Regions from separate parts of the Homo sapiens genome. Here region 1 is linked to region 2. A link is a loop called in an ENCODE intact Hi-C map of the cell type or tissue named here. Cell type or tissue: HepG2. All regions are shown on one strand. Each heading gives the region's core, and the rest is flanking DNA. Links, peaks and the distances in the headings are about the cores only.

Evidence for each region. Hi-C counts contacts between places; a loop is a spot of excess contacts. Peaks named below come from ENCODE experiments on the same cell type or tissue, not always from the same donor. Only the 100,000 strongest peaks of a DNase experiment are listed, where the experiment ranks them.
Region 1: it touches region 2 in a loop (6-fold over the local background); 2 of 110 quality-filtered maps call a loop at or near these places.

The regions. Positions count from the first base shown.
Region 1 is chr9:96,334,082-96,349,608 of GRCh38, forward strand. It overlaps SLC35D2 (solute carrier family 35 member D2), which reads right to left. Exons shown (of 12, transcript NM_007001.3): 7 at 11,218-11,320; 8 at 9,823-9,915; 9 at 2,636-2,703. SLC35D2-HSD17B3 (SLC35D2-HSD17B3 readthrough) reads right to left here. Exons shown (of 26, transcript NR_182427.1): 7 at 11,218-11,320; 8 at 9,823-9,915; 9 at 2,636-2,703. Among named protein-coding and RNA genes, the nearest start is that of HSD17B3, 40 kb to the left of the region's middle. RefSeq lists enhancers at 8,397-8,921, 8,922-9,445. In HepG2, for the core only: no CTCF peak of the experiment used is centred there; DNase peaks (open chromatin) are centred at 5,760, 6,800 and 10,600.
Region 2 is chr9:96,484,746-96,500,272 of GRCh38, forward strand. HABP4 (hyaluronan binding protein 4) reads left to right here. Exons shown (of 8, transcript NM_014282.4): 7 at 3,344-3,529; 8 at 5,237-6,591. The coding sequence ends at 5,293. It overlaps CDC14B (cell division cycle 14B), which reads right to left. Exons shown (of 14, transcript NM_033331.4): 14 at 15,368-15,527. Among named protein-coding and RNA genes, the nearest start is that of HABP4, 42 kb to the left of the region's middle. RefSeq lists enhancers at 9,362-10,152, 10,765-11,265. In HepG2, for the core only: no CTCF peak of the experiment used is centred there; DNase peaks (open chromatin) are centred at 6,026, 6,716 and 6,906; H3K4me3 peaks cover 831 bases.

The DNA of each region.
Region 1 (15,527 bases), core at 2,747-10,746, 150 kb before region 2:
CTAAGTGCTCTAAGGCAGCAGTCCCCAACCTTTTTGGCACCAGGGACCGGTTTTGTGGAAGACAATTTTTCCATGAATGGGGAGGAAGTTTGGCTTGGGGCCAAACTCTAGGGGGAGGAGGGGATACTGAGCCCAGACTCCCAAAAGGCCTAAAGGGATCAAGGTCTGGGGCAACCCCTGGCTACCAGCAGAAGCAAATACAACTTGTCCCTATAGAAAAGTGTCTCAAATTCCCAATTTCAGCTCATGGGACTGATCAAAGTTAAGCAAAATGGGCCGGGTGTGGCGGCTCATGCCTGTAATCCCAGCACTTTGGGAGGCCGAGGCAGGTGGATCACCTGAGGTCAGGAGTTTGAGACCACCCTAGCCAACATGATGAAACTCCGTCTCTACTAAAAATACAAAAATTAGCCAGGTGTGGTGGTGGGCAACTGTAATCCCAGCTACTCAGGAGGCTGAGGCAGGAGAATCACTTGAATGCAAGAGGCAGAGGTTGCAGTGAGCCAAGATCGTGCCACTGGACTCCAGCCTGGGAGACAAAGTGAGACTCCATCTCAAAAAAAAAAATTTTTTTTAAGCAAAATGCTCACAATCACAGGTCACCAAACACAGAAGAAAGCAAACCACAATGAACATCGCCTGAAACAAAAAAACTGCATGCTTAAATTCTCAAGAGCTGCTGCCAATGCTGGGATTGTCAGATACAGAATATGGAATAGCTGTGTGTGACACCTAAAGAAATAAAAGGCACAGTCACAAGGATCACCAGTGAGAGTATTCTAAATGAACAGATACGTTTGGGAAAAAACTGTGGAACTTTTACAAATAAAATATAAAATTGTTAAAATCAAAAACTCCATCAACATTAAATCATTAAATCAGACACAGCTAAAGAGAGAACTAATGAATGGAAGATAGACAGAAATGTTTTTACTGCATGTGAGTACATCATTGCAATTGAAATCAAGTTTGAGAATTGAAGAGTGTTGATCAAAGAGGTCAGGAGTTGTCTTTGTTCATTTACACAGAATGAAAAGTGTGGCAGGTGAGAGGGAATCCATCTTCCTTCACAGGAAAAATCATTTGATGAGTAATTCCCTGCTATAGGAATTCAAGGGCCCCTTCAGTATGGGAGAAGGTACCAATGCCTGTATTGGAATGAATGCCCGCTCAGGGAGGATACTCCCAAGATTTCCAACAGTGTTGCCTCTGGGGAAGAAAACTACAGTGTGGAGGCGAGGAAGAATGGAGGGGAGTTGGTGTTCCCTATTTATTCTTTTTGTTTGTTTGTTTGTTTGAGATGGAGTCTCCTCTGTCACCCAGGCTGGAGTGCCGTGGCGCGATCTTGGCTCACTGCAACCTCCACCTCCTGGGTTCAAGCGATTCTTCTGCCTCAGACTCCTGAGTACCTGGGACAACAGGTGTGCATCACCACACCCAGCTAATTTTTGTATTTTTAGTAGAGATGGGGTTATGCCATGTTGGCCAGGCTGGTCTCAAACTCCTGAACTCAGGTGATCCACCTGCCTCAGCCTCCCTATTTATTCTTTTGCACCTTTTTAATGATTTCCTAGTTGCATGTATCACCTATTCATGCAAAGGGATTTTCAAGTCTTTAGAAGACTGAAATAGACACAAACTATATGGTCTCTCAACCAGAAGATATACCTAAAGAAAATTTCAAGAACGGGGCCAGGCGCGGTGGCTCACGCCTGTAATCCCAGCACTTTGGGAGGCTGAGGTGGGCAGATCACAAGGTCAGGAGATTGAGATCATCCTGGCTAATACAGTGAAACCCCATCTCTACTAAAAATACAAAAAATTAGCCAAGTGTGGTGGTGCATGCCTGTAATCCCAGCTACTCGGGAGGCTGAGGCAGAATTGCTTGAACCTGGGAGGCAGAGGTTGCAGTAAGCCAAGATTGTGCCACTATACTCTAGCCTGGGCAACAAAGCAAGACTCCATCTTCAAAAAAAAAAAAAAAGAAAGAAAGAAAATTTCAAGAACAAAAAAGCCTAACTGTTGGACAATACAACAGCCTGGACATCTCTCTTTAGAAATTTTCCTGAATATAGCAGGTATAGCACTATAGGAAAAGGCTGTCATAGTCACATAATTATTTGAGGAAGGGATCTTGAAAAACTAAGGACATGGTGACAAAGATGAAAACATATTACTGCCAGGCCTGGAGGCAGGAGCCTGTAGTCCCAGCTAATCAGGAGGCTAAGGTAGGAAGATTGCTTGAGCCCAGGAGTTTGAGTCCAGCCTGGGCAACACAGTGAGACCCCATCTCTTAAAAAACAAAAACCAAAAAATCCTCAGCATTGAACTTGAAATGTCAGCTGACTTCATTTCAGACAAACTTTCAGAAATCAATAGGCAACATCATATTTTGAAGAAGAACAGGACATTAGCATGACTTTCAAAAACAAGAGTTGTATGCTTGTTCCTGGTCTTTCAGGCTGGGTTTCCAGGTATCCTGGGTCCCTGACACCTCCTTTGCTGCAGGGGTACTTTCCAGAGAAAGTCAGAGAAACACAAAGGAATTCTGACAGAATAGACAGAAGGCATATCTTGATTTGACTTGTCAAGAGATACTGTTGACCAATGCTTCTACTTATCTATGGTTTCTTACCCCAAAAAACAGGAAAGAAGAAACTGTAGGATAAACACAACATTCTTCCATTGGTTGAATTCAGTAGCCTATTATTAAAAAGAAAAAAACTAATGATTAGGTTAATAATACTGCAGTTTAAATTTACTGGTTTTACCAAACTGCATTTTGATACAGGAACCATCTTCCCAAACAGAAAACATAAAGCTAAAAATCCTAGGTCATACTAGTTGTGGGACATTGGGCAAATTTATTTTCTTCCCTGAACTTCAGATTCATTTTACAAAATCTAGCTTATTTAAAAAAAGGAAAGCCTTCCTCAAAACGTTGATATAAGGACTGAAAGAAATTGTTTAGGACTGTGCTGATGGCCAGCACAAAATCGCAAACGCTATTATCGCTGAGGCTATCATTGATTCACTGACTTTATACACCTTTACTAATTTAATTTGTGGTCCCAAATTCAAGGTTGGGTTTATTTTTTATAAATCGTTTTAGAAGAAAGTTAATTATCTCTTTTTTTTCTTTCTTTTTTCAGACCAGGTCTTGCTCTGTCACCCAGGCTGGAGTGCAGTGGTGTGATCATGGCTCACTGCAGCCTCTACCTCCTGGGATCAATCAGTTCCTCCCACCTCAGTCTCCTGAGTAGCTGGGACTACAGGCACAGGCCACCATGCCTGGCTAATTTTTTTTTTTTCTTTAAGTAGAGACAGGGTCTCACCATGTTGCCCAGGCTGGTCTCAAACTCCTGGGCTCAAGTCATCTGCCTGCCTTGGCCTCCCAAAGTACTGGGATTACAGGCATGAACCACCACACCCAGCCAAAAAGTTTATTCTTAATTAATAATGTAGGCAAGAAAAGTTTAAGGTCATAAACTGTTCTCAGGAACTTGCACATGCTTAGGAAGTATTGTGAACAAATAAACTATTATTTGCTACTTATAAAGCAATCAAGTAATTGGGGTGGAGGACATGGTAGACAAAGAAGTTTAAGACTTCATTTTTGGCCGGGCGCAGTGGCTCACGCTTGTAATCCCAGCACTTTGGGAGGCCGAGGCGGGTAGATCACCTGAGGTCAGGAGTTTGAGACCAGCCTGGCCAACATGGTGAAACCCTATCTCTACGAAAAATACAAAAATTAGCCAGGCGCAGGGGCAGGTGCCTGTAATCCCAGCTACTACAGGGGCTGAGGCAGGAGAATCACTTGAACCCGGGAGGCAGAGGTTGCAGTGAGCCGAGGTCACGCCATTGCACTCAGCCTGGGTAACAAAAGCAAAACTCCACCTCAAAAAAAAAAAAAAAAAAAAAAAACTCAATTTCTGCTCTCCAGGAATTTAATCCCTAGCTGAGAAAATAAAATTAACCCTCTTGAGGTGACAGGTGACAATAAGGAGTATTTTATTCATGGTTGGCCCCTGCCTGTATCCAAAAACGATCTGAAAGTGTCTGAAGACTGCCCGTAAGTATGTGCTCAATAACATGATCGAATATAAGTTCTACTCACTTTCTATTAAGCAATACTTTGTTAGCCAAGTTTTAGAAACTCAATGTATTTAAAATGAAATCTTTTAAGTTTATAATTCAAATTTTTAAACAATTAAGGTAGAATTCTCTTCTCCAATCTGTACCATCTTGTCACATTTCACTGTCATTGTTTCATGAGTAATGCTTTGCCCACTTCACTTCTCAAAAGGATACACATGACAAAAATTAGCTGGGCATGGTGGTGTGCACACTTGTAGTCCCAGCTACTGGGAAGGCTGAGGTGGGAGGATCACCTGAGCCCAGGAGATGGAGGCTGCAGTGAGCTGTGATGGTACCACTGTACTCCAGCCTGGGCAACAGAGTGAGACCCTGTCTCAAAAAAAAAAAAAAAAAATACACGTTAAATGTTCCTAATTGTTGAAACTGGCTGATGGGCATATATGTGGAGTTTGTCATGTCACTCCGTCTCCTTCTGTATATGTTTGACAGTTTCCTTGCGTCATAACACTTTTTGTTAAATGTTCACTTATGAAAGAAAAATATAATAAATATAAATCTGTCTTTCCAGCAAGCCCCAAGCTAATCAAAGGAGCAGAAAACTTCCAAAAGAATTAAAGCCAAAAAGTTTATGCTTAAGGTAGTCAAAGACCAAAACAAAACAAAACCACAAAAATCATGGGAAACACTTAGTGTCTGAAATTAAAATAAAATTGGGAATAAGAGAAATACTTAAGTTTTAAATTTCAAACCAAGGGTAGAAAAACATCTATTCTCTCAAAGAGCTAAAAGTATTTATGCAAACAGTAAAATATCAATCAATCCATTAATAAGAAATAAATAAAAACTCTATATGTGTTCCTGATACTACAAAATCCATTGAGGGCTATTTTGTGACTCTCATAAAATATTTAGATTCTTCACCAACCTAAATTTTGTTTTGTTTTTTTTTGAGATGGAGTCTCGCCCTGTCGCCCAGGCTGGAGTGCGGTGGCACGATCTCAGCTCACTGCAACCTCCACCTCTCGGGTTCAAGCGATTCTCCTGCCTCAGCCTCCCAAGTAGCTGGGACTACAGGCACTCGCCACCACACCCAGCTAATTTCTGTATTTTTAGTAGAGACAGGTTTTCACCATGTTGGCCAAGATGGTCTCGATCTCTTGACCTCATGATCTGCCCGCCTCAACCTCCCAAAGAGCCGGGATTACTGGCGTGAGCCATCGTGACCAGCCCCAACCTAAATTTTTATAGATTTTAGTTTTATTTCCTTAATAATGATGAGACGGTATTAGTGGCATTTTTAAAATAATGCAGCATGATTTATTTTTAAATCATAAAAAATAATGTAGCATTATTTATTTTTAAAAAGAAATAATCAAAGGTAAACAACAATAAAGCCCTTCTTCCTTTAGACTTACTGTTGGAACGTGAGTCTTTTTCACTTTGCACTCAGGGTTTTTTAATCAGGGAAAAAAAGTCCTATTATTTATCTCTATTCATCAACTGTAATATACTAGATGTACTTTGAACCTATTGCAGTGATTCAAATACTAAAGAAAGTTCACCCGCTGAGTATTTTCCAAGGGCCTAATTTGTTAACAAGAGAAGCTGTCATCTCTGACTTTGTTCATCAGAGATAGAATTGAGGCACTGTTAATAGATCTATTGACTGTGTAAGTCCAAAGTCTGGGCTTGAATTCCCGGAGGAATGAGTCACACACACACATTTACCACAATCTCTGATCTTCTCCATCGCTCCTAGTCCCAGTTAACCAGGGAAAATGACTCATCAAGTTTCTTTCCATTAACAAGAGAAGTTAACATTTTGCTCTAATTCATTAATCAGCTTTCAGAACACTCAAACCAAACTTGGTAAACAAAAAGCAATTTTATATTACAGGCTAACACACCTAATTCATTTCTTTCTCCTATTTGGTTTACAATCTAAAATGAATTCCACCACATTCAAAAGGGACCAATGGGAAGAAATTTGCCCTGATTCAGTGAATACAGAGCAATGTTAGTAGTGGAAATCTCACTGTTGTTTTTTGCTTTTTGTTTTTTATATGGGGTTGATGGCTTTTTTCTTGCAGATTACAGTGAGTGTCTCATATATTTTGGCATCTCGTCATACAATACTTTTAAAAACTAGTCAAACTTGGCTGGGCGCAGTGGCTCACGTCTGTAATTCTAGCATTTTGGAAGGCCGAGGCGGGCAGATCACGAGGTCAGGAGTTCGAGACCAGCCTGGCCAACATGGTGAAACCCTATCTTTACTAAAAATACAAAAATTAGCCGGGCATCATGGTGGCGGGCGCCTGTAGTTCCAGCTACTCAGGAGGCTGAGGCAGGAGAATCGCTTGAACCCAGGAGGCGGAGGTTGCAGTGAGTCGAGATCATGCCATTGCACTCTAGCCTGGGCAACAGAGGGAGACTCCATCTCAAAAAAAAAAAAAAAAAAAAAAAAAAAAAAACTAGTCAAATTTTTAACTCCATGACTTGACTTGTACTTTGTTATTTTATAGAAGGCCTTTTATTATGGTTATAACTATACTCTATATCTTCTAATTATAATTTTTCTTATTGGTTTTGAAAAACAAATCTATATAGTTAGCACTTTGGTCCATCTGGAATTTCAATGATTAGCAGTCACTCTGGCGGCTCGAAGGTACTTACAGACTTTCTAAAGGAACTTCTGTTTGAAATCTTTGAAGTCTGATCAAATAGAAGAGGCTAAACAGGGTAAATATTCGGATATTCCAGTACCACAAGCCAGAATAGGAGGAGGATATTCTCCTAGAGCATTAGGATTTAATAAAGTATATGTTAGCTGAGCACAGTGGCTCACCCCTGTAATCCCAGCACTTTGGGAGGCTGAGAAAGGCAGATCACTTGAGGTCAGGAGTTTGAGACCATCCTGGCCAACATGGTGAAACCCCGTCTCTACTAAAAATACAAAAATTAGCTGGGTGTGGTGGTGCGCTCCTGTAATGCCAGCTACTCAGGAGGCCGAGGCAGGAGAATTGCTTGAATGTGGGAGACAGAAGTTTCAGTGAGCCAAGATCATGCCACTGCACTCCAGCCTGGGTGACAGAGTGAGACGCTGTCTCAAAAATATAAAATAAAATAAATAAAAATAAAGTATATGTTAGGTCTCTTGTACTTTCTATAAGGGAAGGATATGTTTTCACACATGAAGGAGAAAACAAACACTTTTCATATACAAATGAAGTAAATAAAGATGACAGTGGAGGATGTGTTTCTAGAGCCAGAGTGCCTGGACTGACCACCTGCTATCCTTGGGAATGTATTTAAGCACAATGCCCTAGATGCTTTGCCTATACGATAGAAATAGTAACAGGACCTTCTCTTCTGCTGTGGAAATGCAGTGAGATAGTTCATGAACAATGCTTTGAAAAATGTCTGACATAATAAGCCCTCAGCAAGTATTAGCTATTATTATTATCACATGAGAAAGCAGAAGATTCCACATGATAATCATTACAGGCAGAGGGCAACTTCTGAAAACACCATGCTACAAGTTTATAAGTCAATGACGTTGATGTAAGAACACATATTTCTTCTGAAACAATGTTATACATTATTAACATAATACACCTAATCTATTTTACTCATAAAGAACCTAAAATTCAGTTTCTGGTCACTATGCCTTTCATAGTGTTGTTGCCATGGGGAAATATGCTTTTAGCCCCAGTGAGATGTTTTAACAATATTTAGGAGTTTCTAGATTTATATTTTTGGAAAAAAAAAATATATATATATCTAAAATACCAGAATTTCAGAACAGATAAACTCCGCTGATTTAAAAAAACAAAACAAAACAAAAACAAAAAAAAACCCTCGTTTCTATAATAATGAAAGGAGACAAGCCTCTAGGACCACTTCATTAAGAGTTCATAATTTTTCTTTTTATCTTTTTTCCTTTTTTTTTGAGATGGAGTCTCGCTCTGTCACCCAGGCTGGAGTGCAATAGCGTGATCTCGGCTCACTGCAACCTCTGCCTCCCAGGTTCAAGTGATTCTCCTGCCTCAGCCTCCTGAGAAGCTGGGATTACAGGCACCCGCCACCATGCCTGGCTTATTTTTGTATTTTTACTACTACTAAAAATACTCTCTACAAATGGGGTTTCATCACGTTGGCCAGGCTGGTCTCAAACTCCTGACCTCAGGTGATCTGCCTGCCTCGGCCTCCCAAAGTGCTGGGGTTACTGGTGTGAGCCACCTCGCCTGGCCAAGAGTTCATAATTTTGTTTTGTGTAATGTTGGAGCACTGACTCAGTTTAAAATTGATTGATGGTAGCTGAAAAACAAATACTGTGTTTTCAGGTATCATGCCCTGCTCATTCTTACTAGAGAGGTGCAGGTGCCCGCTTTATCTTCCAAAACGGAATTAACAGGGAGGCTCAGGTTCACAACGTTCTAAATAACCCGAAAAAGAGAGCTCTTTATCGAGATTGGTGCCACTTGGTAGTTTTCCATATAAACCCGTGGAAATGGCTGTTTGTGCCCGGGGACGAGGTTGCTAAGCCCTTCTGCTGATCCCTCCTTCTGGGAAGAGAATTGGACAAGTGAGAAAGTCCAGCTGGAGAAAGAACAAGGAGCTGCCCAGGAGTCCACAGCAGCCTGCAGCCTTTCAGAGTCACTCAGACCCTAAAAGAGCTGCAAATGGGATTGACTTTCAACTGGTGGGCAACATACACCCATGCTGATTGCTAAATATGGAAACACTGTCCTGTCCATGGGTAAATGGGTGCTGCCCCAGCCCCAGGCCAGCAATGACGGGGTTATCGCCTGGCTGGTCAGGGCTGTGTCCGGAGTCGAGTCTGTGGGTGGAGGTCCCGCTGAGGAGGGTTTTGCCCATCGCATCTCGTTTCTCACAGTCACTTACACATCAGCAAAGTTCTCAGAGGCTGTGTGGCCCGCGACTTCCTGAAGAAGTCCGGGCTTGCACCCTTCGGGGTGGCCACTGGAGCTGTCACTATGGAGAATGTCCACACGTCCTGAGAGACTTGGCCTCCACCGCTCCACTGGGCCTCAGATCTTACCACTAATTTACCATTTTATTTGTCTCTCACCAGCAGCAGATACGGTTTCAGGGCAAATGCTGAAAGAACAACACCTTCCCAAAATTCAAATGTGGATCCTGGAATATTTAGAGGTAAAATGGCGTGATGGCTGGGATAGGTTTTAAAATACTCCAGAGGAACAAAAAGCTGGGGATGGATGAGGACAGATAAAATAAGATGGCAAAATGCCAAAGTGTTGAAGCTAGGTGGTGGGTCCCTGACAACTCATTGAATTACTCTATTTTGTGCATGTTTCAAAATGTCCGTAATAGAAAGTAACAAATAAATAAACAAACCTATGTTTTAAAATGATCAAAATCCCCTTCTAGGGTAAGTAGCTCTCCCAGGGTCCCCACATTAGCAAAGGGGGATATGGAATTCAAACTCAGATTTGTATTGTTGTTTTCCAAAAAGTACCAAGTCCAGAGTTCTTGGCTCTCCTTGATATGTGGCTAAGGATAAATGCCAATGCAAGGGTAGTGCCAAAAGGTGTTACTAGGGATATCAAACATCTTGTTATCATGTACCCTCCTGGTAGTCCTAGCTAACTTTACACTTTTTGTTTCAGTGCATATCAAATGTTAAATATTAAATTTTTTAAAGCCAGCTAAGGAAAACTGTAATGATTGTCATCAGCTCACCTGTTGCAGGTCTCCAGTGGAGACACTAATAATAAGAGTTGGGATAATCATGAAGCAGGCATTGTAGAAAAGTACTCCGTATTTCCCTAGCTCCTGCAAAAACAAAAATGTAAAAACCACTCAGTTTCAGAAACGTGAGGCACAGATTTCCTGGAGCCATTTATACAACTGCATATTCATGCGAAGTTAGAATGTGCATTCTGAGCAACTCTTTTGGAATATTTTCAGCAAATTTCTGACATAAAATGCTTTGGTTTGAGGGTACTGAGATTTTGGAATAAACATTTGTTTTACACCAAAACTACAGAGAAAACGCATGGCAGTGGGAAGCCTCTAGGGTTCCATTCATCTCCAGCATTCTAATTATGTGGGGTTTTTTTTAAAGCATGTAATTCAAAATGGGAAATCTGGAACAAAATAAAGAACATTAAAAATGTTAATATAAACAAAACTCTTTAAAAACATCTGCTCTTTCCATTAAAGGACAGCAGCATCATATATTTACTTTCATTAAAGTGGCCACACCACTTCACCATTTTCAAAAAAGGATGACATATTGTGATCCTCAAAAGACAACAAACCTGTTTTTGCAAAACTTCTACCGTTAAAAAAAAAAAAAAAAAAAAGGCCATGCAGGGGAAAAAAAAAAAAAACAGAGCAGATAAAAAAAAAAAAAAAAGAGCAGATTAAAAAAAATAGCTCATGGAAATAAGCCTGTTGGTCAGAGTGAACTCCCTCATCCAGCACAAAGAGCTTGGAACAAAGAAACATATGCCTGACTCATCCTCCGGGCTTCCTTGTAACAGCTGGGGGTGGGGGAGGGATGGGGGAGGGGGAGGGATGGGGCCTCCACGTGACAGGCAGCCACACAAAAGCAAAGCTCCTCTGCCCCACCCCTCATCATCAGAAGCAGCAGCTATTGCTGGACAAGACCTTACAAATTATCCATTGCAGTCATTTCATTCCACAGATAAGGAAACTGAAGTTTGGAGAAGTTAAGGTTCAAAGTCACAACAGTCAGTAAGTAGAAAAACTTGTGTCTGTAGCCCACATCTCCAGACTCCAAACTAGCGCTCTCTGAACAAATATCGTGACCCCTGACCTTGCCTTGGTGATTGATGATGCTGGTAAAAAAATTAATTTGCCTTTCAGAATAATCCCTTTTTATATGTTCTGAGTGTGCATCTAAACTAGTGGCTTTTCCCATCATATCTCATTTTCACCCAAAATTTCGCAAATAATAACTTATACAGACAAGATAATTGAAAATAAGGAATTTACAGGTCATATTATATAAATTAAATTACATTCCAACTGTACACATTCATTTTCATTTTTCATATAATTCTAGGGGCCAGATGACAGAGCCAAAAAGCCATAGGCAAGGTCTGGTACCTTTGGGTCCATTTTCTGTTTGGTATAAACTCCATTTGCTGCTGTGAAGATATCATTCAGGAATACAAAAATATAGCCTTCTAAGTTAAAAGCAAGGTCAGACCTGGGAGGGAGACCACAAAGGGAGAATGATTACTCAAAAACTCACAACTTGGCCTCCAAGCCCGCCTGATCTACCTTTCCCTAATCAAACCCACTTTTCTGTGGCACACTTTCCCCGCTTTGTGGTAGTGAATGATTAATTCCTCTGCTTTGCCTCCAGACAAAAACCAAACCAGCCCATCAGATGGCTTCGACTCAATCGTGAATGGCTTAAAACCAGAGCGACATTAAGCATCTTCCTTCAACTGCAACCCCTTTCTTTCGCTAGCTGATGAATCCACATAATAACTGGTGAGCCCTGACTTTCCTAAGGGGAGTGATTCGCCCCGATCCACCCAGGGGCTCTGCTTATTGTAGTGAACAGGGCCACCTCCAGGGTGCAGCCAGTGAGGGGCAGCTGGGCAGAGGCTGGGTAAGAGGGGTCGCATGAGGCAGCCACACCTCCATCTGGTGCCCAAACCGCACCCCGTCCATCAAAATGGCAAGGCAGGTATCCATCCTTCTATGTGACCCCTCTATGGCTCCTTTCTTCCCATTCTTTTGAAACAGCTTCTCTTCCATTTCCATTATAAATAGCACCAGCATAAATACGTTTGGGGATCTATGACAGGAACAAGAGGAAGAGCAATAGCTGAGCCATGATGTGGCCCACCCACCTGCACTTGATCGTTGCAGACAGTGCTAGGCCATGTCATAATTCAGAAATACACATTGCCAGGGAGGAAAACCTTTTCCTGTACCCTCTTAGATTCAGTGTCTGGGGGCCTGCTAATTTAACTGATAAAAGACAGATTAACAGGAGAAAGAGAATACGAATCTTATTAATATGTTCCCTGAAGTTCACAGAAAAGAAGTGAAACTCAAAGAAACAGTTAGACTTGGGGACTTACGTTTTAAAAAGGAAAGAGGATTTGGGCTTCAAGGAACAAATAAATTGTGTAATTGTTAGAAAGTAACTAGGAAACCTATGGTGGAAATGATGAACGAGAAGGGTTCTTTTAGGGTTTGTTTATGCAGATGCATCTCAGGGCCGACCCTCCGTCCAGTGATAGGAATTGCTCTCCTCTTCCTGGGATGGGAGAAGCGGTCCTCTTCACAATGGGAAATTGATTCCCTGGTTTTTAGGCAGAAAGGAGAAGGCAGCAAACTTCCTGATCTGTTGATTCTCAATCTTTCTCGGCTCAAAATAATCCTGATCTCACAGTGGCACAGTTTGCAGTGGCATACCCTGAATCTTCTTCAATGTCAAAATAAGATTATTTCTAACCAAAGAGAATGAAACACAGAGCAAAAATTCTACCAAAATCTGAATGCAAATTAAATTGGATTTTTGCTTGACGCCTCCACACATTATTATCTACAAATATATTTGTGAGAAGGGAAATTAATTTTAGTCATCATAAGTCAGAATTCTCCCTCAGTCACAATTTAAAAAAAAAAAAAAAAGGATTTTTGGCCAGGCGTGGTGGCTCCTGCCTGTAATCCCAGCACTTTGGGAGGCCAAGGTGGGTGGATCACCTGAGGTCGGGAGTTCGAAACCAGCCTGACCAACATGGAGAAATCCCATCTCTACTAAAAATACAAAATTAGCTGGGCGTGGTGGCACATGCCTGTAATCCCAGCTACTTGGGAGGCTGAGGCAGGAGAATCACTTGAACCAGGGAGGCAGAGGTTGTGGTGAGCCAAGATCGTGCCTCCAGCCTGAGCAACAAGAGCGAAACTCTGTCTCAAAAGGATTTTCTTCAAAATAAGGGTCTTCCAAATTTCTTACCTACCCACATGTGATTCAGCGTGAAGAAGAGCAGAGTCTGCCGCCCCCTGAGACAGCAGAGCCAAGTGAGTGGAAAGGGGATGGGGGGAGATGCTGCCCACCTCCTGGGAGAGCTGCAGGGGAACTCCTACTCAGGGGACCAAGAGTTCCCAGCAGCGCTGTTCCCACTCCCGGAAGCCTGGGTCACTGTCAGGCAGCTTACCCACTGTTTGTTTAGGCCAGTGGTGACAGCACAGACATTTCTGAAGAATTTACTTGTTTAATCAATTAGAGCAGATTCATGTAACCCTTGCAGTTGTTCAAGCGATCCTCCCATCTCAGTCTCCTGAGTAGCTGGGACTACAGGCATGTGCCACCATGCCCGGCTAATTTTTTTACTTTTATTTTTGTAGAGACAGGGTTTCATTATGTTGCCAGGGCTGGTCTCGAACTCCTGGGCTCAAGCAATCCCGTCACCTGGGCCTCCCAAAGTACTGGGATTGTCAGAGGCGTGTGAACCCGAGCAACTCCATCTTAAATAGGAGCTGGGTAAAATGAAGCTGAAACCTACTGGGCTGCATTCCCAGGCGGTTAAGGCATTCTAAGTCACAGGATGACATAGGAAGCCGGCACAAAATACAAATCATAAAGACCTTGCTGATAGGCCAAAACCCACTGAAACTAAAATGGCCACAAAAGTGACCTGTGGTCATCCTCACTGCTACACTCCCGCCAGCGCCGTGACAGTTTACAAATGCCAGGGCAATGTCAGGAAGCTACCCTATATGGTCTAAAAGGGGAGACATGAATAATCCACCCCTTGTTTAGCAAATCATCAAGAAATAACCATTAAAAATGGGCAACCAGCAGCTCTGGGGCTGCTCTTTCTATGGAGTGGCCATTCTTTTATTCCTTTACTTTCTTAATAAACTTGCTTTCACGCTGCACTGCAGACTCGCCCTGAATTCTTTCTTCCACAAGATCCAAGAACCCTCTCTTGGGGTCTGGATCAGGACCCTTTCCTGTAACAGGATTACAGGCATGGGCTACCACACCCAGCCCAGATGTATTTTAACTTTTTCTGGCCATGTAACTTGTTTTTGAATAAAATGTAAGAGAAGGTGACACGTCACTTCTGGGTGAAACCTTTAAGAGCCAGTGCATAATTCCCCACCTTCCCTTTTCCTGCTTGTTTGGCAAAGGAAGTGCCCTCTGAGGCAGGGATTCCATCAGCCTGGATCCCTGAGTGAACACATGGAGCAGAGCCCTCGCACTAGCACTGCCTAGTGTTGGACAGCGTGGATGGCGTGGATGGGGTGCATCTGGTGAGTGAAGCTACTGCCGTGTGGAGGTTGTTTGTTACAGCAGCATCACCTGCTCATCCAACAGTCTGATCTGCCACTGCTTGCATCTGGATGTGCTAATGTAAGAGGAGAGCAGGATAGGGTCACTGCTGGTCTGTAGCTAAGCACTCACTGCTGATCTGTAGCTAAGCACTGTGGCTAAGCACTATGAATGCCAGCTACCAGGTGGGGATCCATTCTGTGAGTGCCAGAGGAAGAGCCAGGCTGAGCATGGCTACTCCAGGCTGGCTCTTGGTTGAAAGTTAGATGCTTTAGGAACCCCGATTTACCCTTTTAGATTGTTTGTAGACTGTCCTTACATATGTGAAGCACGGACTGGATTTCTGATCACTGGTTCTGGAAACGCACCTGCATACCCACGGTAACTGAAGGGCCATTCCTCACCAAAGACTTACCACAGTTTTATAAACCATTTTTTGCAAAAGTCTTTAACTGGCTGTAAGTCAGTGGTTTTCAAAATGAGCCCTAAGGAAGCTAGAAGAGAGGGGCTGTGCCGGGGAGACCTCAGAGTGCTATGGGAGAAGCCCAGGGAATTTCACCCCAAAAATATGGTACCCTGGCATACAGATTATTTTACATGGAAAGCCTTTGAAGGGCAGCAGATGCTGAAGAGGCTTTTCTTGGATACTCCCTTTTCAATCTTAAAAGAGTGCGCCCACCCATGAGAACACACTTGCTTTCCATCCCCCTCTCTGAAATCTACTGCAGAGAAGACAAGGAATGCAGCCACATCTGGGCAGACTTTAAAAATATAATGTCTGCCTCTCGGGTGCAAATTCCAAAGAGAATCAATCCTTTACAATTTTTGTCTCCCAGGTCCATTCATTCTCTCCAGGCATCATTTCTGAACTCCCAAAAGCATTGTCCCCATTCCCTGCCCTCCCCTGAAGAAGGATATAGAAGCACCTGCACCCCACTGGGTCACTGGGTGGCCGCTCTCCCGTGATCTCTACCCCAGGCATGGGAAGGTAAATCTGTGTGTCTTTCTCTCCTCTCAATCTGCTCTTTTGTCAGTTCCTTTTTTTTTTTGAGATGGAGTCTCACTCTGTCGTCCAGGCTGGAGTGCAATGGCACAATCTCAGCTCACTACAACC
Region 2 (15,527 bases), core at 3,250-11,249:
GTTTCTAATCAGAGATGATGCATGCCTAATTTTACTGTATTGTTCATTAAGAAAAGGAATTGAAACTTGAGGTATTGACAGATGCACAGAGCAGTTAGAGTGACAGTGCATCTTCTGCTCACCCTGGGACTATGCGGGTACTGTACACATACTGTGTATTAACTGTATTTCATTTTTCTCAAGGGAGAGTTACAGATTGTGTCTTGTACAATTCAGAGTTAATCAAAGGAGAACTACACTCTGTGTCCCCTGAGTAGGTTACTTTCAACTCTGTTTCTTGATAAGAGCATTTCACTGAGTAGTTGATGACTTTTTTTTTTTTTTGAGATGGAGTTTCGCTCTTGTTGCCCAGGCTGGAGTGCAGTGGCGCGATCTTGGCTCACCGCAACCTCCGCCTCCCGGGTTCAAGCGATTCTCGTGCCTCAGCCTCCCAAGTAGCTGGGATTACAGGCATGCGCCACCACCCCGGCTAATTTTGTATTTTTAGTAGAGACGGGGCTTTTCCATGTTGGTCAGGCTGGTCTTGAACTCCCGACCTCAGGTGATCCACCAGCCTCAGCCTTCTAAAGTGCTGGGATTACAGGCGTGAGCCACTGCACCTGGCCGAGTAGTTGATGACTTTTTAAACTGTGGTTGAGGTTCCATGCACTTCTGACGCCTTTCCCATGTTGGTTCAGCAGCTTTGCGCCCCCTGCCTAACTGCAGACGTGGCGGGAGATGAGTCCCCGAACGCTTGGCTGCTCGGTCAGGCACTGCCACAGCGGCCAGCGTGCTGCAGGGGTTGCTCAGGGAGCTCCTCCGTGTTGTGAGGCCTTATTGCTCACGGCTTACGTCCAGCTCTTCTCAGAAGCTTCAGTTTTGCAGGGAGAGGTTTCGGGGAAACATCTAGCAGCATATGTTGATAGGGATGCCATGGGGTCATCAAGTCCCCGACTTGTTACTGAACTTAAGGCTAGGTCCACTGAAGCATTCCCATTATGGGATTTAGAATCTGTATCATTCCATCTACAGCTTGATACCAGTCACTATTTCGAGGTGGGAGTGAGCAGGTAGCAGGTTCTTCCTCTCTGTGGGGTATTAGTTATTGATTTTCATGTGGAATCTCAGGAATGTTATGCTATTGTAGAGTTGTCATTTACACTTTGGTTAGTTTCATTTTCTGAGTGAGTACTTTGATTAGGTGTCATTTAAGATACAGGGTTCTTGGGAGGCCAAGGCAGGTGGATCACCTGAGGTCAGGAGTTCGAGACCAGCCTAGCCAACATAGTGAAACCCTGTCTCTACTAAAAATACAAAAACTAGCCGGGCGGTTGGCGGGTGCCTGTAGTCCCAGCTACTCGGGAGGCTGAGGCAGGAGAATCGCTTGAACCCGGGAAGCAGAGGTTGCAGCAAGCCGAGATCACGCCATTGCACTCCAGCCTGGGCAACAAAGTGAGACTTCGTCTCCAAACAAAACAAAAAAAAAGATACAGGATTCTCTCCCATCCTCTTGTTTTGGTCAGTCCAAGCTGTAGGAGGCCTTACTGAGTTTTGAGCTGTTCCACAAGAAATGGCTTTTTGTAGACATAGGCGGCCGGAGCTTTATTTCCCTGGCAATCTCTGGGAGGTGTTTTCTAACTCCATTAGCAAGCTGGGTTGGTTCTTAACCTGTCCACTTCCTTTGTTCTTTTTTGTTCTAGGCATTGTAAATAAAAATTTCTCTAAAACAAATGTGCTGTCAGGATTGAAATATGCAGCTGACATGTTAGGTAAAAATAGAAGCTGCTCTTTCTTAATCCACACCAGATTTGTCCTCCCGGGCTCCAGAGGTCTCCCAGAATATTTGAAGCAAGTGGGTTAGCTGAGTCATCAAGCCTGGTCTCAGTGAAGCACACATCTTGGTCCTTGTTAATCTTGGAGGATTGAAGATTTTAGCTAGGAATTGTTCTTAAAGCAACACAAGCCAGATCTTGGGTTCATCAGTTTACTTTGTTCTGGACACCTGAAGAGGCAGAAGCACTAGAATACCTAGCAAAGTTCAGACCTAGTAACAACCTCGCGTAAGGCACTGGGCGGTGAAAGCACTTGGGCCAGGGCCAGCTGGAGCTGCAAGTGGAGCCCAAGCCTTAGACTGTGTCCACTCCCTGCTCCACTGCCCCGAGGCCCTTCCTGCCCCTTCCTGCAGTGGGAGGCGACTCAGAGCAGGGACCCCAGGGAGACCTTACCAGCGCTTCCCTGCTGAGTGCCAAACAAGGCAAGGGTTGAGTATTTTGCCTGTTACTATTTTTTGTGTGTATCTTTTTACAGAATGCCAGTGCTCCTGGACTGTTTTTCTTCACCTTTTTAGCATTAAGCATCCAACTACCTAAAGCCTCTGCTTTATTTTAACCTGAGACCTCAAAGGGGACACAAATGTTAAACATGAAGGCTGTCATGAGCATATGGCCTAAAGGTGTTGATATGCTCGTGGAAACTTTGCTCCATTTCCTGGTTGTAGGAATGTTTAATGTTGTAGCACTTTGGAGATTCTCATCTGAAATCACTGACATATCTTCCTTTCTGTAGGTTTTTACTTTACTTAAAGTGGGGTTTTTGTGTGTGTGTGTGTGTGATACCCATTATTATGAGTTGAAGCCAAATCAAATTTGGATCAGATTTAATTAATTTATTTAATATAGCTGTCACAAGAGATAGAATTTTAATGAAAGCAGTTCTTAAAAAGCAGCTTGACTTCTTTGTGCAGTGTTGGTAGAACACTCAGGTAACCATACTCTTGTTTTTATAAAGTTTCTCTATATTTTGAGTCAGAATTGTTTATTATAAATCATGTGATTTTTAGCACATGGTATTATAATCAGCACCCATGCTGAAAGGAATTTCTCTGTTAAGTTCTGTTCTGGGAAGGGGATATTTCCTTATTTATCAAAGCATTTGTGAACAGATAAGACAGAAAATAAGCAGAAATGAAAACTTTTTTATCTCAGCAAAATACACTTAGATATAAAACATGTATATTGTTTGCTATTATTAGTCATGCCAAATCTTATATCTTAACCTGCTCAGCTGATAGAAATTTGGTCCCACTTGAAATCATAATAAGTTCAAAGATGTTTGGATTAAGATTGTAATTGCAAGAATGTGGGACTCTAGAACATACAGAACTCACTGTCTTAGAATCAGAACAGCAGTGCTGTCTTCCTTTGTCCAGCTCTGCAGCCCAGGGCCAGAGACAAATCCAGAGAATGGCTCTGACTAGCCCCTGATGGTGTTTTAGCTCCTGTGTAGCACACTGCAGCCACTAAGCCAGATGAGTGTGGGGATGGCTGTGGACTTGTGCGTGTTTGATGCTGTAATTGTGTTTCAGATGGTAAAAGATGACTATGAGGACGATTCCCATGTTTTCCGGAAACCCGCCAATGACATCACATCCCAGCTGGAGATTAATTTTGGTAACCTCCCTCGTCCTGGGCGTGGAGCCAGAGGAGGCACCCGGGGAGGCCGGGGAAGGATCAGGAGGGCAGAGAACTATGGACCCAGAGCAGAAGTGGTGGTAGGTGTCTGTATTGACGGTTTGGCGAAAGAAGTTAATAAGGACAGTGCCCTGGGCCCAGGATGGTCTAATTTCAGAGGGTCATGAGTTTCTGCAGTCACTTCTTTCTGTAGCTAGTGTGGGACTGATGTTGGGGCATTTGGACGGTGTTGTAGCATCATGGACATCTTGCCTAGAGACCGTTCTGTAGCCCTGGCTTCCAGGGTCTGCTGTGAAGGCACTCCCGGGATCAGAGAGAAACTCACTGTCACCCGCATTAGACAAGATCCCCAGGCTTGGGATTGAACTGGAGCACCTGACGTTTTGCTTACTGTGGCCTGATTGTGTGCCTTGGGCTCAGGTGATGCTGTCAGAGTGGACAGAATCCTCCCTAAGATCTCAAGCCCTTTGTGAGGGGACCTTCCTCAACCCCTCCCCGGCTCACCTGCCTCACACCGTCCTCAGCCAAGGCTGCCTGATTCTAGCTCTCAACACAGCACGCTCCTTACCCCTGGCCTCTGCCTGCTGGCCTCCATTCATCCTTCCAGCCTCACTTCCTCACAGGTTTCTTTGATCACATCTCCTAGACCGATCAAGGTCTCGGAGCAAAGGAGTTTCTTTTCATTGAAGCCTGATCTCCGTGTGCGGCTGTATTCTCACTGGTGTGGCTATCGGTCAGCGGCTGCTTTTGCTCATTACCGGTTTACGCAGTGCCACGCAGTGCCTGGCATGTAGTAGGTGCTTCCTAATGTGGTATGGACACTTATTCATTGGAAATCAGCCCCGAGGCCCCATGGCACAGACCCCTTCTCTGTGGCTGGTCTTGGCAATGCTCCTCCTGCTGCCCGGTTCCCTCGCTCTAGGGAGCAGCCCCTGGAAGCAGTGTCTATGGTTTGTTTTTGCTTAAGCAGGAGCAAAAACACAATTTTTTGGGCGGGGGGTGTAGGGGTATATTTGGGGCCAGGTTGGAAATAGGGTCTATTCTGCGATAGGAAACACACCCTCACTCCTTTCCTATAGCGGAGCTCTGTCCCCTGCAGCACTCCAGGGAGTGTGTTGGGAAACCACTCTGAGATCCAGTGCCACCCACCTCTTCACTGGCATCTGTCCCCACCTCCACAACCTGTGCATCCCTCCACCTCAGAACCGCCCTTAGGGCCCGCCCCCGCCCCCATCAGGTCACACTGTTTCCCAATCCAAGTCCTTGTTCCCTTTGCTCATCCATTGAGGTTCATCCCAGGGAGAACCTTCTCTTCCCACAAAACCTTGCCTGACCTTGGTGTCCACTGTGCCACCAAATTGCACTGGATGGCCCTCCTGTGGCCCCTCCTTCCCAGGACGTGTTAGTGAAGCTCCTGATTCGATGGTCAGTTTCTCCAGCACCGTGAGCTCCCCGAGGATAGGCACTGTCTGTGCTCCTCCAGTGCCCGGCACGCAGTAACCATTCTATTTACTCGATGAAGGACGTGCCCATGCAGAACCCCCAGTAAGAGCTTGCAGGACGTAGGAAGGGAGGCAGCTCCTTTTTCGAGGAGGCTGGAGGCCTGTGTGGGAGGGGGAGCTGTACTTTCCTGGGTTAGCAGTGACCTGTGACTCTCCCCTTCCCACTGTGGGTCCTGCCTCTAATGCAGGCCCCTCAGCGTTGGTGCCAGGCCCTTGTTATCCCACTGGGATATCGGGAATGGATGAAGGGGCAGTGGATTTCAAAGTATTTCTTTTTTTCTTTAGATGCAAGATGTTGCCCCCAACCCAGATGACCCGGAAGATTTCCCTGCGCTGTCTTGAAAGAGCCCTGTTTCCCAGCACCGCGGAGCTGCACTGCACACCTGTGGGGAGACTTTTCCAGCTGGGCCAAGGGAGTCAGACTCTAAGAACAATAGATGTTGCTTTTCCCGTGTCATGTAAATTTGTTGCACTTTTTTGGGCTGAGCTGTTAGAGGGGCTTCTCCAGAGGCTCGAGAGCAGGCCATTTCCCAAGAAGATGAAGAATGGTGACTGTGTTTTTATTGAAGGAATTTCAAATGAAGAATAATGTTTAAAATGTGTATATAGAGATAGTATAGACTCCTCCGCGGAAGCATGGAGGGAAAGGAGGTTGTAAAATAGACTCCATGGAGACTCTTAGGAAGCAGTAGATTCCCGGGGGCTGTGCCTTTAGCGTTAGAGGAAACACATAGAGCTGGAACTGTTAATGGAAAGCAGTCACAGCTGAGTTTTCGGAGACCAAGAAATTAAAATACAATTGCACTTACTGTTTACTTGTAAATGTTATCTTCTCTCCTGGAATATTTTGAGTTCTGGTTTTCACTTAACCAATCATTTAAAAATCGCTATTGTGTAGCCACTGGCCACCACTCTGTGACACAGAATCAGAGAAAGCGTTGATTTTTAATGGTGATTTAAACTACCTCGTGGTTTCTGTGTGTGTGCACACACACATCTAGTGTTTGGGTGGTTTTTAGGAAGAATATTAAGTATGTGACTTCAAAAACCATGTTATTTAACCTGCCAATCAAATGGAAAGGGATCATGGCAAAAGCAAATACCGCATCCTTTTCTTCCGCAGAACTAGAGTCAGAGTTCGGCAGCTGCGTACAAAGGCCTCTGCCCTCGGCTTGAGCAAAAGTTGTAAATAACTAGTATTTATTAAGCACTTATAAGCAGTTTTTCTCACTTAGTCCTGGCTCCAGTTCTAGAGTTCCTCTTTATTGCTTTTGGTGAAAGTTTGGGGTTGGGGGTACACCTCAGAGGTTCAGTAATTCACCTGGAGTCCCACCCTGAACAGAGCTGGACCCAGAGCCACACACGCCCGGGAACACACACTGTGCTGGGGAGGAAGTGGGCCTAGGAGGGCCTGCAGGTCCAGGCAGCTGTAGAGCTGCTAGAAGCTGGGGTGTTGCTCTCCCCGCTTTCTCATAGACACAGAGGTACTGTCTGCCTGTTGTCACACAGTTCATATGCTCGCTTGAGATGGAATCTGAACCTTGGTCCCAGGATCTGTGCTTTTTCCCACTTTGCCACACTGTCTAAGGTGGCTTTGAACTGGAACCCAAGTGCAAATAAAGGTTGGTATTCGCTCCTGACTTTGTGTAGAGAAAACAGTCCTTTGGTTACTCCAGGCCACAGCAGTCGGTCATGATTTTGTTGAATAATCAAAGTTGAATCCATACACGTTAGGGTCAGTTAAGGATGTTTGCTTTGGGTGATAGCCTACTTTTGGTCTCTTATTTATTATCTGAGTACTAAGGTTTATCAACTGAGTGTTTTCTTCCCTTTCCTGGAAAAGGCAATGGATGCAAGTGCCCTGATTTCTGAAATCTGAACCTAGCCGGTACAACATCAGGGCTGTGTCATGAGTCAGTGGCTTTGAAGCTGTCACACTGTCATTTTGCCTAACTGCGGCTTTGAAGATTAGCCAGAGAGCCCTTTGAAGAAACTTTCCTTTAGTGTTGTGAATAATACTTGAAAAGCCCACAGCACTTGGTTTAATGTTGCAGTTGCAAAAACACTGACAGTTCCTATCCCATAGAGCTGTTGAGTCATGTGGTTGAAGACAGTTTTGGGGAACCCGGTGCACGTTCTGAACCTGTAATGGGCTATGTTTGCTTACCAGGGCTAGCTCTCGCTGACTTGGTCGTGTGCCTGGATGTAGGCATTTTGTTTGCACCCTTTCTGGATCGTGCCAGGTTGTACATAGCCCCAAGTGCCCCAGAGAAGCCAGGGAGGACAGAAGCGAAGGGCAGGGGGGTGTCACCAGCATGCCGTTGGGACAGTCAGATGCGGAGGCGGCAGGACCTTTTGGACCACAGTGCCCCGGCCGGACTCCTCAGGTGCTTGTGACGTGGGTGTGGACATGTCCTGAGGCAGGGCACCCTGGGCACCACGTTTCTGGCTGGCGACTTAGACTCAAGCAGATTAACCCCATGAAAGACGCCGATGAGGGCTGTCGTCCCCAAGTCTCCTGAAAAGTGGAGGTCAAGCAAGTTTGAGCTGGTTATAGCCAAGCCCAGGCTGGACTGGATCATGTCTGAATCAGGAGTTGACTGCTAGGCCTCAGGGGTGTCTGAGTTGTGCCACCAGGGCGGCTCCTGAAGACTCAGCTCAGGGTGAGGTCCTGGGGCTGCTGCGCACAGCCTGTCACCAGGTGGGGAAAGCTGCCCTGCAGTAACTGGGCTGGGGGGCCAGATCCTCTAGAGATAGGGGTGCTTGGCTGGGTGCGGTGGCTGACACCTGTAATCCCAGCACTTTGGGAGGCCAAGGCAGGCAGATCACTTGAGGTCAGGAGTTCGAGACCAGCCTGGCCAACATGGTGAAACCCTGTCTCTACTAAAAATACAGAAATTAGCCGGGCGTGGTGGCAGACGCCTATAATCCCAGCTACTCAGGAGGCTGAGGCAGGAGAGTCGCTTGAACCTGGGAGAAGGAGGTTGCAGTGAGCCTAGATCGCGCCACTGCACTCCAGCCTGGACAACAAGAGCAAGACTCTGTCTTTGGAAGAAAAAAAAATTTTTTTAAAAAGGGAGGTGCTGCCCAAGAGGGAGGGGTCAGTACCTAACTTGGGATGAAAGCCTAAGCTGCATGTCAGACCAGCCTGGGAAGAGGCAGGCTGGACACACTGCTGCCGGCTGGGAATGCCTCCGAAGTCAGAGTTGGATGCTTTGAACAAGACCCCTCTAGCCTAATGTTGCTCATGAGCCTTTGGCGTTTTCATTCCACGCAAGGTGGGCCCCTCTGAGCCAGCCAGCCTCCTTCCTTGTGCTGGTCAGACTTCAGACCATTTCCTTCTGTTGATCAGCAAGTCCATGCCATTCCAGCACATGGGAGCTTCACGGGAAGGAGACTGCTGTCCTCTGAAACTGTACTGTGCGGTGCTGGCAGGTGCTTCGGAGCAGCTGAGCCTGCGTCTCCGAAGCTGGGAAAGGCAGAACAGGAGCTGCCCGTGCCTGCCCTGTTCTCAGCAGCAGTGGGCCTGCCTGCTCTCTCCACATGGCGGCCTCCGCTGTAGACACAGAAGACAGATTTGCTCATTTTCTTTGGCTGCTGCTGTCTCCTCTCAGCCTTCTGCAAGGACCGTGGCCCATGTGAACAGCCTTCCCTGAACCCTCCCGACACTCATGCCTGCTTCAGACAACCTGGGGTGGGCTGCGGGCGTGAGAGGCTTTGGCCTGGCTGTGTCCCACAGGGGGCCTGTGTTGTGGATGGAGGATGAGGTGTGGAAAAGGGAATGAGGAAGAAAAAATGCAGGGATATTTTAAAGCCTTTTTATTATCAAATAAGATACAGATAAAAGTGCAAAACTAGACTGGGCATGGTGGCCCACACCTGTAATACTTTGGGAGGCTGAGGTGGGAGGATTGCTTGAGGCCAGGAGCTCAAGACCAGCCTGAGCAACACAGTAAGACCATGTCTCTACAATAAATTTTAAAATTAGGTGGGTGGCACACACCTGTAGTCATAGCTACTTGGTAGGCTGAGGCAGGAGGATGGCTTGAGCCCAGGAGTTTGAGGTTACAGTGAACTATGATCATGCCACTGCACTCCAGCCTGGGTGACAGAGAAAAACTTCATCTCTTAAAAAAAGTGCAGAACTGCCTTGTAACCACGTTTTCCTCCAAAGCCTGGCCACGTGGACCATGCTGATCACCACCTCATCCCCGCGCTCCCAGGACTCGCGCTGCCTCCAGGCGCTCCCCTCCACGCCAGTGCTGCCTTTTCAAAGAAGTCTTTCAGACTTTAAGTCCGAAGGATGCCCCTCCTCCTACCCGCTTTCCCCCTGCACCTATGGCAAAGCCTGGTTACTGAAGGAGCAGAGCGTTTGCTTGAGAGCCTGGGAGCCCTGTCTTGTCGTGCCTTGTCATTTTACAGTCAGGCAAGGACGCTGTCTTTCTTGCTACCTGGCTACTATTAGGGAAGGTAGAAACTGAAACCAGATTCAGTCCCTGAGCCCCACATCCTTTCTACACACTCCTGAAATTTCCAGTGAAAGGACTAGTCCCTTGGGCAAAGCTGTTAGGAGAGGGGACAGGAAAAGGGATGCCTGTACCTCAGGCAGGGGATGAAAGGAGACATGGAGTGTTTGCCTCTGTGCTCAGCCACTCTGAGCCATGTGGCGATGGCCATGGTGCCTAGCAGGGTACTGCACACTGCAGCAGTGCAGAGGGCCCACGCTCAGGTATTCTCCATGTAAACCGGATGGGACTAAAACTTGGCTCCCTAGGCCTAAAGGCCTAGCGGCTCCTGCCTGCTTTGCCCAGCCCAGCTTTTCTGCACATCTCCTGTTGCTCCTGGAAAGCTCTCTGCCTGGCCACAAAGTTTCCTTGGACTCTAGATGACAGGAATTTCCCAAACCAGATTGCAAAGGCTCTCACACCCCCCACAGCTACGCCTTGGGCCAATCAGTCCTCTGTGGGGAAAATCAGGGAACCACTGCCATCTGAGCACTCTTTTCTTTCTTTCTTTCTTCCTTTCCTTTCCTTTCTTTCCCTTCCTTTTCTTCCTCCCCTCCCCTCCCGTCCCCTCCCCCCTCCCGTCCCCTCCCGTCCTGTCCAGTCTCGTCCCGTCCCATCCCGTCTCCCCTCCCCTCCCCTCCCCTTTCTTTTTTGTCGGAGTCTCGCTCTGTCGCCCAGGCTGCAGTGCAGTGGCGCGATCTCGGCTCACTGCAAGCTCTGTCTCCCGGGTTCATGCCATTCTCCTGCCTCAGCCTCCCAAGTAGCTGGGACTACAGGTACCTGCCACCACGCCCGGCTAATTTTTTGTATTTTTAGTAGAGACGGGGTTTCACCGTGTTAGCCAGGATGGGCTCGATCTCCTGACCTCATGATCCACCTGCCTCAGCCTCCCAAAGTGCTGGGATTACAGGCGTGAGCCACCGCGCCTGGCCTGAACACTTTCTTTACAAAACTGTGCCCAATCCCAGAGGGCTGAATTACATAACTTTGGGAGCTCAAAGCCATTTGTAAGGTAAGGAGTGCCTGCCATGTGGCATCAACTTGTACATAAACCCACAGGAGGCTTCTGAGAGTCTCAAATGTTCTCAGACACTGAGGCAGGGTAAGACATTTCTCAAGAACCACCACCCTGCAAAGGGACTGAGGGCGCCTTCAGCAAGGCTGCCCTTTCTGGGCACCCATGTGTGCTGCCCCCCCCCGCCCCCCGCCCCTGCCCAGGAACTTGGCTCACATTGACTTCAGTGTGCCTGGCACTCCCTGGAGTTGTGCGATGAACAACCTGCACAACTGTACTGGCGGCCCACATGGATACTGGCCACGGGTCTTGCGTCAGAGCAACAGTGAGGAAAACGTTTCAAGTATCTGAGACAAGTTCTAAGCAAACTGACCACAACTTGCATGTTTTGCTGGTGAGAGGATAGAGCTGGAGCCAGCGGTGATGCTGGGGAAGTTTTCAGGAAGAGGGAAGGTGGATAGAAAGACAGCAGGAGAAATGGGAACGCCGTGTGGCCTATGAGGGACATGCTTGGGGAACTGGGTTGCTGTGACCAAGGTAGAAAGATGCCCTGGGAATTTTTACTGAGGCTCCCCGGCAGGCCCAGGCAGGGTGAGGCTGCGTGGGTGTTGCTGATTGATGAATAGACCCTGCCATCACTGCATATCTCCGGGGGTGCCTTCCACACGGCATCTGTACAAACAGCACACCTGGGGTGTGTGGCCACAGCCAGCAAGTCACTAAGTTGACCCATCGATGCAGCCTTCAAAAATTTGGTGCGAACTTTTCTGGGGAGATGGAGGGGCCTCAGCTTCCATCAGATCATCGCACAGGGGCTCCTAGCCTAAGAAAGTGTCAGCAGCACTGCCCTGCTGCGCCTGGAATGGGCCTCCTACCATCCCAGGGTGGGTGTCAGCCCGGCCATTCCCAACCCAGTCAGGCCGAGGCCCACCTAAAGGAAGGCCCTGGGCTGATGGCTCAATACCCAGTGGAAGAATGAGGCAGACGCACCTGCTGAGAGGCTTCAATTGCACCTGGAGAGAACTTGCAGTGGGCAACGGGCGTGTCCAGGAGAGACCTTCCCCGCAGGTCTAGTCCTTGTGGATCCCGAGCCAGATCAGAAGCCGGTCTAGAAAGGTGACAGCCTGGGACAGCCAACCATCGCTGGAAAAGGGAGGAGATGGACAGCGCTGTACTTACCACCACCACCACCACCACAGGGCCTGTCTCAGGGCTTGAGTTTGTGTGGACGGCAAGGACTAGCTTCCTGGGCCGCTAACTCTCAACCGCAAGGCAAACTTGGGTTGGGGCCCAGAACGGCCGTCAGCCGTTACCCTCCAGCCTGGCCAGTGAGTGCTGAGTGGACACTCCGCGGCTACTTAAGGACACGCCAACCGCGGTCCTGCCGGGGCGCTCCGTGCGTCTCCCTCCGGCTGGGTCCCGGCTGACCCCGCAATCCAGGCGCAGGCAAGGGAGACCCCGCTGGCTCCACCGCCCAGGCCACCCTGAAGTCCCCGCTGGAGGAGGTGCAGCGGACCCGCTCCCGGGGAGCCCGTCCCGCGCCCTCCCTCCGAGAAGCCCCTTCCTCCAGCTCCTTCCTCTGCCCGCCGGCCCGAGAGCACCGAGGCGGCTTCTCTGTCCTGTGTACTGCCCAGGACAAGCGGCATTGGAAGCGAGTGAGCCGTTCCCAGCTGGGGGCAGCAACAGCCCGGGGCCAGGGAAACGCATGGGGGCCTGGACCGTCCGGTGGCACCGAGTAGGCGGGTGCCAGGACGCCAGACACGCTGCATTCCCCGGAGTCCCACGCCAGGGAGAACGGCCCCGCCTGAAAAGACGTCGTTTAACACAGAGAAACACACCCAGGGCCAGGAGAAACCATTGTCCTCCCCGAGTCCCACAACGCACAAAGCACACGGTGGCCCTCCCACGCGGAGTCGTCTACCCCTTTAGAAACAGACTTGGCCCATTAGAGCCTCCGCGGCCAGGCCGGGGCCTCCTTACCTGGGGATTTAGGTGTGGACCCAGCACGCGTCGTCCAGAAGCGTGTCAAAGCCATGCAGACTTGCTGCCAAAGAGTCAGGCGGGGTTAGAGGCGGGGAGGCAGGGGCGGGGAGGCAGAGGCGGGAGGCCCCCCACTCCCACACAGGCCAGGGACCCCCGAGGCGCTGGGGAGGAATCCGGAAGGCTTTGCTCAGGGGGATCCATTTCTCCCCCAATAAACGGATAGACACAGGGAGGCTAGGACGTAAGGGCAGGCTGCGCCAACCGCTTGGAAGACAAAATGCCCAAAATCAATGTGGAAAAGCTAAAGCTAGGACGACATAATACAGCAGGACAGTGAGCGTGACCCCCTACCCACGGCGCTGAGGCCAGCGTCCTGCTATTAACTGAGCAGCTCACCAGCGTCACAACAGCTGCTAACGGGAGAGGAGCGGGCAGCGGCGACTGTGCATTTTTACACTTCTCCTGGACAGCATTAATTTTATTTTTTTTACTAGGCAAAATATATATGGCTCTTAGCGTGTGCCAGACACTTGTTCTCAGCTATGAAAAATATTAACTTTTCATTTCATCCTCACACAACCCTCTAAGATGGATACTGCCATCCCCATTTCAGAGAAGAAACGGGTTTAGGGAGCCTAAGTCACTTAGCCCAAATCTAAGCTAAGTGGCAGCACTTAGGTTTGCAAACAGCCTGGGCCCAGAATGCATGTTCTCAACAATTGTACCAAGCTGCTTTTTCACACAGTGTACAGCAAAAGCTTTAACGTCTTACAAATTTTTGACCCAGAAACCCCTTTTGTAAGAATTTATCCTAAGGAAATAGCCAGCACCGCCCAGGAAGAATTTCTGCAGAACACGGATGCAGTGCTCTGACAGTAAGACGTCAACCGGGAGAGTGTGGCAGCTAGTCAGGGCGTGCTACAGAGGAGCTAAAGCTCGTGTTCTTGGAGAATTCCTCCCTAGATGCTCCTTTCCAATGCACCCATAGCTGCACTTAGACACACAGAGGAGGGGGAGACGGCAAAGTTGATGTCACAGTCCCCCAGCTAAGGCACAGCCACGTACTTCTGTTAAACCAAACGCTAGGTGCTCACTAGTCCAATTGTACCACTGAACTAAGTGAGGCTCGGCCAGCAGATCAAGGGTCCCCAAGGCCACAGAAGTGGCGGAGCTGGGGCAGATACGCCCAGTGGGACTTGCACTTTCCACGGCAACTTGTATTTCAGTCCACTGAGGGGCCGCGGGAAGGGTCCCTTGCAGCTCCTCTCCCATGGCCCAAGCTTGCCTCTGAACAACCACTCTCGAGACTTAGCTTCAGCGTGTGGGTCCCCACTTCAAGGCAAAATAGTTTACGTGACCTCTTTTTAAATGTTTACACCATTACCTGTGCATAAAATTATGCTGCAGGTACCAAAAATATCAGAAACTGAGGGACTGTAATCTGCTATCAGTCATTCTTTCCCCAATTATCTAGAGAAAATGACCTAAAATATATGACAAAGTAGCGAATTGAAAGATATGCCCCGATACTGTTTTAAGCACTTTCCACGTGTTATTTTAACTCTCATACCAACTGCTAAGGTAGGGATTCTTTTCATTTCCATTTCACTTAAGCAATGGAAGCAGAGGGGATGAGCAAATCCCGCACAAGGTGGATGGGCCCTGGGCCGAGTGGCTCTAGATGACAGGGAAGGAGACAAGTCTCTAAGGACCAGGGGTCCCTGCAGCCTGCTGCCTCCCAGCCACAGGCCTAGAAGGCCCAGCCCCCCAGGAGGAACAGACATGCCTCGTGGTTTCATCTCAAACAATGCCTCCAAGCCGGCCCCTTTGCAGCACTCAGGGACTTCACGGAGCTGCGTGGTGGCGCCAGCTGCCTGAGCTCTAGTGGGTCAGGGGAGAGCTCTAGTGGCCTCAGGGGAAGCCATGGAGGGGCAGGGAGAGGCCACAGCTCCCACAGAGCCAGGGTCTGCAAATGAACACTCTGGGGGGTCATGTGTGGTGTGGAGTCGGGAGAGGGGCGAGAAGGCAGGTCTCTGGTTTTTACTTTGGACACTTGTAACCCAGTGTGAATCCAAGCACAGCTCCTTGGGGGAACTGGGTAGAACTCGACAGAACACAGGGTCTTGAGTCTCAGCAGTAAGCTGTGTGTGAGGTGTGGACACTGAGCCCTTGGGGTCCTGCCCGGCACCAGAGGCAAGGCAGGTAGAAAGCAGGGGTCTGGCGTCCGGGGTTGGACCACAAGCTGGGGAGGGTGCTGGGGCCGGTGCCGCCCGACCTTGGCAGGCAAAATGCCCTGCAGGATCCCAAGAGCCTGACTGACTTAAGTCTTATCTTTAGAGGTCTGCAGAAAGTCAAAACTTTGTGTTGTGTGAGCTGGTGCTGGGGTGTGAGGAATGGCCTGGCAGCAGGAGCCCCCTGTCACTCACCACCTTACCCTACAGAAGGGGGCTGGACTAACTTCCAGATTCAAACACTAAAGCCCTAACCCCAGCCCCTTCAGATGTGGCTCTATGTGGACATGGGGACTTTAACGACGTGGTGAAGTTAAAATGAGGCCATCGGGGTAAGCCCCAATCCAATCTGACTGGTGTCCTCTTGAGAGGGGAGTAGAGGGGAAGAGAGGCACCAGGGCCACGCAGGCACCAAAGAGAGGCCCTGCGAGGAGGCAGCGCCTCCAAGCCCAGGAGAGAGGCCTTGGGAGAAACCAAGCCCGCCCACAGCTTGGTCGTGGACTTGCAGCCTCCAGAACTGTGAGGAAATGAACTTCTGTGTCAGCCACCCAGTCTGGGGTATTCCATTATGGCCGTCCTAGAAAACTTACACAGATTCCGGGTTACCTCTGCTTTATGATCTAACCCACTGCCTACCAGAATTCAAAATGCTTGGTAAGTAACACAATAAACAAAAAGGCTGTTGGGTTAATACTTTTAATTACATGATTGTAATTATACAATTTCCACTATTCGATATTTTGTATAAAACCAGTTACAACCCACAAGATTTTCAAATGTGACAATATGTATCAAACTACATACATATGCAAAGTTTACACGCCATTAGGAAGCTTTATCTT